Linked DNA regions of Mus musculus: region 1 is linked to region 2. The links are chromatin loops, found by intact Hi-C in ENCODE. Cell type or tissue: left cerebral cortex. All regions are shown on one strand. Each heading gives the region's core, and the rest is flanking DNA. Links, peaks and the distances in the headings are about the cores only. Region 1 holds the start of Vmn2r84 (vomeronasal 2, receptor 84). Region 2 holds the start of Vmn2r86 (vomeronasal 2, receptor 86).

Region 1 (5,401 bases), core at 293-5,292, 59 kb after region 2:
GGAAGTTTTCTTCTATAATTTTGTTGAAGATATTTGCTGGTCCTTTGAGTTGAAAATCTTCATTCTCATCCACCCCTATTATCCGTAGGTTTGGTCTTCTCATTGTGTCCTGGTTTTCCTGGATATTTTGAGTTAGGATCTTTTTGCATTTTCCATTTTCTTTGATTGTTGTGCCGATGTTCTCTATGGAATCTTCTGCACCTGATATTCTCTCTTCTATCTCTTGTATTCTGTTGCTGATGCTCAAATCTATGTTTCCAGATTTCTTTCCTAGGGTTTTTATCTCCAGTGTTGCCTCACTTTGAGTTTTCTTTATTGTGTCTACTTCCCTTTTTAGGTCTAGTATGGTTTTGTTCATTTCCATCACCTATTTGGATGTGTTTTCCTCTTTTTCTGTAAGGACTTCTACCTGTTTGATTGTGTTTTCCTGTTTTTCTTTAAGGACTTGTAACTCTTTAGCAATGTTCTCCTGTATTTCTTTGAGTTATTAAAGTCCTTTTTGATGTCCTCTACCATCATCATGAGATATGCTTTTAAATCTGGGTCTAGGTTTTCGGGTGTGTTGGGGTGCCCTGGACTGGGCAAAGTGGGAGTGTTGGGTTCTGATGATGGTGAGTGGTCTTGGTTCCTGTTAGTAAGATTCCTACATTTACCTTTCGCCATCTGGTAATCTCTGGAGTTATTTGTTATAGTTGACTCTGTTTAGAGATTGTTCTTCTGGTGATTCTGTTACCGTCTATCAGCAGACCTGGGAGACAGACTCTCTCCTCTGAGTTTCAGTGCTCAGAGCACTCTCTGCTGGCAAGCTCTCCTCTTACAGGGAAGGTGTGCCGATATCTTGTGTGTGGACCTCCTCCTGGCCGAAGAAGAAGGCCCCAAACAGGACCTTTCCCAGAAGCTGTGTTGCTTTGGCAGGTCCCAGAAGCTGTCCAGTTCTGTGGTGCACCCTCTCACCTGTTCAGACTGAAGCTGAGGGCTTCTGAGCCAGGCGGACACCTGTCCTCTGGTCGGGACGGTGGCCAGCTGTCTGCGGCCCGAAAAGGGTGCTGCCTCAGTGGCTCTCTGGCTCCGCCTGTCCCAGAAGCTGTTCGGTTTTGTGGTGCCGCTCGTCTCTTCTTAATCACTGCTAATTTCTTAGCTCCAGCTAACCAGCATCAATTGTCCAAGTAGTTCCTTCTATTATTCATTCTAAAGCCAGAGCCACATGGCTGAAACTGCAGTGTTCTGCTGCTGGCAGGAGATGGAACATGGCCTCCTTGTTCTATTACATTACCACCAGCTTTCTTTTCTCTAACTCCTTCACTACCTAAATTGGCTGTTCTGGATCTTGCTGTGTAGATTGATCTAGAATACAGAGATCAGCATCCCAGTCTCTGGAGATTAAGGTATATCACCATGCCTGGATCTAAATTTAGCTGGGTAGGATCTTGCCCCAAAGTCCCACTCCCTTAATCTGTTTATCCTAAAACATAAGATTTTGCTCCATTTCACTTCCTGGAACCCCTTTAATACTCGAACCATATCTTTTATATTTTTCCTTTCTAAACTTGCTATGCTTGTTTAAACTTCTCTTTATAAGACTTAACCAGAGAACAAAGTCTCTGTTGAGCTTTTTTGAAACTTCCTTTATTAGTGCAATTAATCTGAGTCTCTTCACCTTAGCCCCAGGCAGACTTTTCAGACAAGGGCAAAAGTAGCCACATTCTTCACCAAAATACCACAAAACAGTCTTTATACCACATTCTGAAATTCTTCTCCTTTGAAATCACTTGGGCCAGGTCAATAGAGTTCAAATACCTCCTAGCAACTAAGTCTTCCATATTCCTACTAGGATGACCCATTAAGCCCCATTTAAAGCATTCCACTGCTTTCCAAATCCAAAGTTCCAAAATCCACATTCTTTCAAATAAAAGCATTGTCAGGCCTATCACAGCAATACCCCAGTCCCTGGTAGTAACTTCTGTCTTAGTTGGGGTTTTACTGCTGTGAACAGACACCATGATCAAGGCAAGTCTTATAAAAAACATTTAATTGGAACTGGCTTACAGGTTCAGAGGTTCAGTCCATTATCTTCAAGGCAGGAGCATGCCATAGGCAGAGTTGAGAGTTCTATGTCTTCCTCCAAAGGCTGCTAGTGGAAGACTGACTTCCAGGCAACTAGGGTGAGGATCTTATGCCCACACTCACAGAGACACACCTACTCTAACCGGATCACACCTTTTCCAACAAGGCCACACCTCCAAATGGTGCCACTCCCTGGTCCAAGAATATACAAACCATCACAGTAGTTCAATAGCAGTCACAATGGAGAGAAGAGTCAGCTTCCATGCACATTCCTAATTCATTTGATGTGGAATTATTGTCCAGTATACAAAAACTATAGGATATCACAACAAGACACTCAATTTATCCAATCTATAGGTTTCCAAAAGTACTGAAAAAAATGCAAACTGATAAAGTCATAATTCAACAAATGTATGAAACAAATGTATATTCATAGTAACTAAGATAGTACAATAAACTCCATAACAAGATTTTATTATAAGCCAGTGACATACCAACCATTTCAAAAATGGAGTTAAAGACTCCATTTAAGGCAGTGTGAATATTATAGGCAGAAATATAAGGTAGTTCAAAGAATTACAAATCAAATTCAATGCTCCATCTATTTTACTCATTGTAATGTAACCAAGTTACATAAATTAGCATAACAGACAAACACTTGTGTTGTTGCAATGTAATGCAATACAGCACTATTTCAAAACAAATACCAGCTAGATATGATTGAAAAATATAAAGTATATGCTAACATTAGCAATAGAATTCTCTCTCACAAATGACACTTAAATTCTTTCCTTTGATCATCATATATGAAATTGTTCTCAAACTTCTTAATGAGGTATGAACAAACATCAAGCAAAGAAATGTTTCACCAAATGGCACTGACTGCCAGGCATTGATTATCAGGCAAGAGATCAGCATAATAACTCAGTGAATGTCTGGAAAGGAACTGATATTAGACAGGTTGCGTATTGAGTCTTCATAATTCCAGGCTCTTTTGGATTTTGCATAGTGACATATTCTCAAAATGACAGGAATAACAGGAAGTTTGAGGAGATTTTGTAAACGTGACTGGCAAACAATATATGGACAACAGAGAGAAAGTTCAACCCTCTCTCCATGTTTAATGTGAGACTTCCCTTCCCTACACTAGACAATGGAAGACATAATGTTCCCTGATTAAATTCAATGTTTGAATGATATCTAACATTTACGACCTTCTCAACTCTTGTCTTATCATGGAAGCTCTGATGAAATCCATTGTTTTCATACATATGGCTGTTGACACATGGTCTGGTCCAAGGTGTCCAGGAGAAGATTGTCCTTGGGGTTTATGCAATGTACATGAATGAAATCATACCATCTGAGGATGGAAACCATGATGTCCAAAATATGTTTTCAGAAATGTGTTGATCAATAGTTTTCAGACCTCAGATGTAGAGCTTGAGGCCAGAATTTTCCCTATGTATCCAGGGACCATTACATAATATGAATGGAAAGGAATTGTTGAATATAATTAAGTGGATCTCCAGACAGCAGTAGCCTTAAAACAGACACATAGGTCTACATATGTGTGATATTTGTCTCCATAAGAAATGGATTTCACAATTACTCCATCTTAGATTTTAGCACACATGAAGAAAATGTGTGCTTTAACTATTTCATTTTTGCTTCTGAAGTTTTCTCTCATCTTGTGTTGTTTGAAAGAACCCATTTGCTTTTGGAGGATAAAAAGTAGTGAATATAATGATGGAAATTTGCAAAGTGAGTGTGGTTATTTCGTTTGGACAATGAAGAAACTTATGAAAGATGATTTTTATAATGTATGGTTGGATTTTAGGTAAGTCATTAACTTTATTTCCTTTGTCAATGTTAATAATTAGAAATATTTAGCTGTGTACACAAACTGTGGGTTCTGTACTGTTCCACTCCCTGTAACTTTGGGAGCCACTGAAAATTAATTATTACCTCAATCACTATTTTAATACTTTCAAATGTGTCACAGTTTAGTTTAGTTTTAATTCAGTGTTCTCCAGTTCACAGTGCTGGACAATGAGATAGGATGGATTCTGTGAAGTATTATCATTTGTGGCTGCAGTTTATGAATGAAGTAGTGTTGAAATCGTTCAGCTTAGGCTAATCAATGTGCTTGGAACTTCTTTCTTTCATAAACCAAGGTTTCCTGTGCTTTTCTGCCTCTGCCTCTCATTCCATCTCTTATTTAATTTTCATGTCTTAGGGATTAAAATAATACATTTTTCAATTGGTAGCCAGAGAACACAGTACATTTTGATAGTGATGGTTGCTTCACATTATTATTTTTCTGTGTTAGGTGTGTAGGAATTTTATTTCTGATGTATTTTGCATTTTCCCACACCTCATTGGAAAAGTAGTGGAAATTCTCATTGGTGACAATTTTATAAGCCATAATAAGTTTTAAAATTATAAATATATGAATTGTGTCATACATCATTCTGGATTAGAGGAAAAACTTAGTGCCCAACACTTAGTTGAAAAATGCAAATTTCAGCATTAGAGCATGTTTGGTGTTTTTACTCCTGATGAGATGTAATAGCTAATAGTAACAGATGAACTGCCAATCATGCCTGGCAGATGAACACATTTATTATAGAGAGAAGATCTCTTTGCTCAGATATCATTTAAAGGATCTCAAAGAAGTAGGAAGACTGAGGTGTTAAAAGAAATCTGATAATTTTTTACAAAATGACATATTAACAACACACTAAAAGGTAACATTATTAACTTAAAATTATTTTGCTGTTTGATGGTATTAACAGTTGAAAATATTAAAAGCATGTTCTACAAACATCATGGAAATATTATTCCTAATTTTCTTACTGTGACTGAAATTAGCATTTTCTTAAAGTTTCGCTTTAAGAGTTTTTGCTATTTGGAAATACGTAAAATATTCTTACCGATAAAATAATTTCTCTCTGAGAAACACTGATAATCTTTTTAAAGTAAACTCATTGTTAGACAATGTACACAGGTATATAATGTGTTTTGAAAATTCTCACATTATGTCATATGGTATCATATAAGAGGTTTTGAATATATTTCTTAATGATTCACTTTTTAAAATTTTGTGTTGTTTTACTATGCCTAATTCCCAAAGAATATTTTGTATGATTTGAAACAATTTAGTACTCAATATTAGATATAAGATCCTCAATAATGGATATTATTAAATACACATTAATGATATTTTTAGGTACAAAAGGATATGATAATAGTAGTTGAACAAAATTTAGATTTATTATTTGATTCTGAAAATATTCAATATTATTAAGATGTTTGATTCATAAATTGCATTTAAATA
Region 2 (5,401 bases), core at 204-5,203:
ACTCCCTGGTCCAAGAATATACAAACCATCACAATAGTTCAATAGCAGTCACAATGGAGAGAAGGGTCAGCTTCCATGCACATTCCTAATTCATTTGATGTGGAATTACCATCCAGTATACAAAAACTATAGGATATCACAACAAGACACTCAATTTATCCAATATATAGGTCTCCAAAATACTGAAGAAATGTAAACTGATAAAGTCATAATTCAACAAATGTATGAAACAAATGTATATTCATAGTAACTAAGATAGTACAATAAACTCCATAACAAGATTCTATTATAAGCCAGTGACATACCTACCATTCCAAAAATGGAGTTAAAGACTCCACTTAAGTCAGTGTGAATATTATAGGCAGAAATATAAGGTAGTTCAAAGAATTACAAATCAAATTCAATGCTCCATGGGTTTAACTCATTGTAATGTAACCAAGTTACACAAATTAGCATAACAGACAAACACTTGTGTTGTTGCAATGTAATGCAAGGCAGCACTATTTCAAAACAAATACCAACTAGACATGAATGAAAAATATAAGGTATATACTAACATTAGCAATAGAATTCTCTCTCACAAATGACACCTAAATTCTTGTTCCCAAACTTCTTAATGAGGTGCGAACAAACATCAAGCAAAGAAATGTTTCACCAAATGGCCCTGACTGTCAGGCAAGAGATTAGCATAATAACTCAGTGAATGTCTGGAAAGGTACTGATATTAGGTTGCGTGTTGAGTCTTCATAATTCCAGGCACTTTTGGATTTTGCATAATGACATATTCTCAAAATGACAGGAATAACAGGAAGTTTGAGGAGATTTTGTAAACGTGACTGGCAAACAATAATATATGGACAACAGAGAGAAAGTTCAACTCCTGGCTTCATGTTTAATGTGAGACTGCCCTTCCCTATGCTAGACGATGGAAGAAATAATACTTCATGATTAAACATAAAGTTTGAATGACACCTAACATTTACAACCTTCTCAACTCTTGTCTTATCATGGAAGCGCTGATGAAATCCATTGTTTTCATACATATGACTGTTGACACATGGTCTGGTCCAAGGTGTCCAGGAGAAGATTGTCCTTGGGATTTATGCAATGTACATTAATGAAATCATGCCATCTGAGGATGGAAACCATGATGTCCAAAATATAAACAGAAATGTGTTGATCAAAAGTTTTCAGACCTCAGATGTAGAGCTTGAGGCCAGAATTTTCTGTATGTATCCAGGGAGCATGACATAGGATGAATGGAAAGGAACTGTTGAATATAATTAAGTGGATCTCCAGACAGCAGTATCCTTAAAACAGACACATAGGTCTACATATGTGTGATATTTGTCTCCATAATAAATGGACTTCACAACTGCTCCATCTTAGATTCTAGCACACATGAAGAAAATGTGTGCTTTAACTATTTCATTTTTGCTTCTGAAGTTTTCTCTCCTTTTGTGTTGTTTGAAAGAACCCATTTGCTTTTGGAGGATAAAAAGTAGTGAATATAATGATGGAGATTTGCAAAGTGAGTGTGGTTATTTCCTTTGGACAATGAAGAAACTTATGAAAGATGATTTTTATAATGTAAGGTTGGATTTTAGGTAAGTCATTAACTTTATTTCCTTTGTCAATGTCAATAATTAGAAATATTTAGCCATGTACACAAACTGTGTGTTCTGTCCTGTTTCACCCCCTGTAACTTTAGGAACCACTGAAAATTAATTATTACATCAATCACTATTTTAATACTTTCAAATGTTGACAGTTTAGTTTAGTTTTAATACATTGTTCTCCAGTTCACAATGCTGGACAATGACATAATCTGTATTCTGTGAAGTGTTATCATTTGTGGCTGCAGTTTACGAATGAAGTAGTGTTGAAATTGTTCAGATTAGGCTAACCAATATGCCTGGGACTTCTTTTTTTCATAAACTAATGTTTCTTATGCTTTTCTGCCTTTCCCTCTCATTCCATCTCTTATTTAATTTTCATGTCTTAGGGATTAAAAGAATACATTTTTCAATTGGTAGTCAGAGAACACTGTATACTTTGATAGTGATGGTTGCTTCACATTATTACTTTTCTGTGTTAGGTGTGTAGGAATTTTATTTCTGATGTATTCTGCATTTTCCCACACCTCATTGGAAAAGTAGTGGAAATTCTCATTGGTGACAATTTTATAAGACATAATAAATTTTAAAATTATAAGTATATGAACGGTGTCATACACCATTCTGGATTAGAAGAAAAACTTAGTGTCCACCACTTAATTGAAAAATGCAAATTTCAGCATTAGAGCATGTTTGGTGTTTTTACTCCTGATGAGATATAATAGCTAATAGTAACAGATAAACTGCCAATCATGCCTGGCAGATGAACACATTTATTATAGAGAGAAAATCTCTTTGCTCAAGTATCATTTAAAGGATCTCAAAGAAGTAGGAAGACTGAGGTTTTAAAAGAAATCTGATAATTTTTTTACAAAATGACGTAGTAACAACACACTAAAAGGTAACATTATTAACTTAAAATTATTATGTTGTTTGATGGTATTAACAGTTGAAAATATTAAAAGCATGTTCTAAAACCATCATGGAAATATTATTCATAATTTTCTTACTGTGAATGAAATAAGCATTTTCTTAATGATTCGCTTTAAGAGTTTTTGCTATTTGGAAATAAGTAAAATATTCTTACCAATAAAACAATTTCTCTCTGAGAAACACTGATAATCTTTTTAAAGTAAACTCATTGTTAGACAATGTACACAGGTATATAATGTGTTTTGAAAACTCTCACATTATGTCATGTGGTGTCATATAAGAGCTTTTGAATATGTTTCTTAATGATTTGCATTTAAAAAAGTTGTGCTGTTTTACTATGCTTAATTCCCAAAGAATATTTTGTATGATTTGAAACAATTTAGTACTCAACATTAGATATAAGATTCTCAGTAATGGACATTATTAAATACACATTAATGATATTTTTAGGTACAAAAGGATATGAATATAAAAGTTAAATAAAATTTATATTTATTATTTGATTCTGAAAATACTCAATATTATTAAGATGTTTGATTCATAAATTGCATTTAAATAACAAAATAATTAAGGAGAATCTGTTATGTATTTCATATATAGTTTAAGTCAGCTTTTCCATGTATCTGTGGAATTAAAACTCCAAGGTTTTTTTATAGCAGTCTTACTCAGTAGGACTGTAATCTAGTTCAAGGATGGCATTGAGAGATAAAACAAACTTTATTGATTTTCACGATTACAAAACTTATCATATAGTAGTGCCCCATAACTATGAATTCTTAAAATGTATTCTGCTCTAACGATCTCTAATATATGAGGCTAATTTCAAGATATCTAGATAGAAGTTAGCATGTCTCATTCTACAAACTTTACTGCAATGAACTTTTATATTTCAAACATCTTCCTTAATCATCACTATGCCTTGTTTTAGAATACCAGCAAGTGAATATGAGTTTGTTCTGGTAATGTTTTTTGCTACTGATGAGATCAACAAGAATCCTGATCTTTTACCAAACACCTCTTTGGTATTCTCTGTCATGGCTGGTAAATGTCAAGATTCATTGGGAAATCTGGACATACAATATATGCTAATAAATGACAGTCTGAATTATGTTAATTATGTCTGTGACATAGATGATTCATGTGCCATAGGCCTTACAGGACCATCATGGAAAACATCCTTAAAACTGGCAATTGATTCTTGGACACCAACGGTAAGATTATGTGACACTGAATGAGTTAAGAATATTAAATTACATTTACAGGTACCTACAAGAAAAAATGGACAGCATGAATTTATGAGTGTGCTGCCAAACACACACACACACACACACACACACACACACACACACACACACACACAGAGACACATTATATATATAATCATATCATAGATGTACTGCTCAAATACTGTGTTCTAGGAAATTCATACTTGTCAGGAATAGCCTAGAATCTAATAGGAATAATACATGATACTTATAGAATATTCTTACAATTCTTAACAGGAGTTCTTAAAGGTGGGTAGCATTAATTATATATATAATTCCAAATATCCTAATAATCATATATCTCATGTGGATGTTACATTTTCTCTTCTACATCATTTAGGTTTTCTTTGGACCATTTAATCCTAACCTGAGTGACCATGACCGTTTTCCCAATGTCCATCAGATAGCCACCAAGGACACACATTTGTCCCATGGCATGGTCTCCTTGATGCTTCATTTTAGATGGACTTGGATAGGACTGGTCATCTCAGATGATGACCAGGGTATTCAGCTTCATTCAGATTTAAGAGAAGAAAGCCAAAGGCATGGTATTTGTTTAGCTTTTGTGAATGTGATCCCAGAAACCATGAAGATATACATGACAAGGGGTAATATGTATGATAAACAAATTATGACATCTTCAGCAAAGGTTGTTATCATTTATGGTGAAATGAACTCTACACTAGAAATTAGCTTTAGAAGATGGGTATATTTAGGTGCTCGGAGGATCTGGATCACAACCTCACAATGGGATGTTATCACAAATAAAAAAGATTTCAGCCTTGATCTCTTCCATGGTACTGTCACTTTTGCACACCACAAAGGTTGGATTGCTAAATTTAAGAATTTTATGCAAACAATGAACACTTCCAAATACCCAATAAACATTTCTCAGTCAATACTGAGGTGGAATTATTTTAATTGTTCAGTCTCTAAGAACAGCATTAAAATGGATCATTTCACATGCAAAAACCCATTAGAATTGACAGCACTGCACAACTATGACATGGCCCTGAGTGATGAAGGTTACAATTTGTATAATGCTGTTTATGCTGTGGCCCACACCTACCATGAACACATTCTTCATCAAGTAGAGTCTCAAAAAATGGTGGAAGACAAAGGAAAGTATACAGAATGTCAGCAGGTAAAGTTTCTTACATTTCATTATGATTAGATATATCAATGTGATCTTTTATGTTTTATTAGATATTTTCTTCATTTACATTTCAAATACTATCCCCAAAGCCACCAAAACCCTCTCCCTGCCCTGCTCTGCAATCCACCCACTCCTGCTTCCTGACCCTGGCATTCCCCTGTACTGGGGCATATGATCTTTACAATACCAAGGGCCACTCCTTCCACCAATGGCCAATCAGGCCATCCTCTACTACATATGCAACTAGAGACACAGCTCTGGGGGTACTGGTTAGTTTATATCATTGTTCCTCTTATAGGGTTACAGACCCCTTTAGCTCCTTGGGTTCTTTCTCTAGCTTCTTCATTAGGGTTTCTGCACTTTATCCAATAGATGACTGTGAGTAATCACTTCTGTATTGGCGAAGCATTGGCATAGACTCACAAGAGAGA

The links. Hi-C counts contacts between places; a loop is a spot of excess contacts. Peaks named below come from ENCODE experiments on the same cell type or tissue, not always from the same donor. Only the 100,000 strongest peaks of a DNase experiment are listed, where the experiment ranks them.
Region 1: a loop joins it to region 2, with 2.3 times the contacts of the local background. A loop is called at or near these places in 2 of 42 quality-filtered maps.

The regions. Positions count from the first base shown.
Region 1 is chr10:130,392,536-130,397,936 of GRCm38, reverse strand. It overlaps Vmn2r84 (vomeronasal 2, receptor 84), which reads left to right and starts at 3,696. Exons shown (of 6, transcript NM_001081448.1): 1 at 3,696-3,901. The coding sequence starts at 3,696. In left cerebral cortex, for the core only: no CTCF peak of the experiment used is centred there; no DNase peak of the experiment used is centred there.
Region 2 is chr10:130,451,895-130,457,295 of GRCm38, reverse strand. It overlaps Vmn2r86 (vomeronasal 2, receptor 86), which reads left to right and starts at 1,402. Exons shown (of 6, transcript NM_001103365.1): 1 at 1,402-1,607; 2 at 3,478-3,760; 3 at 4,155-4,958. The coding sequence starts at 1,402. In left cerebral cortex, for the core only: no CTCF peak of the experiment used is centred there; no DNase peak of the experiment used is centred there.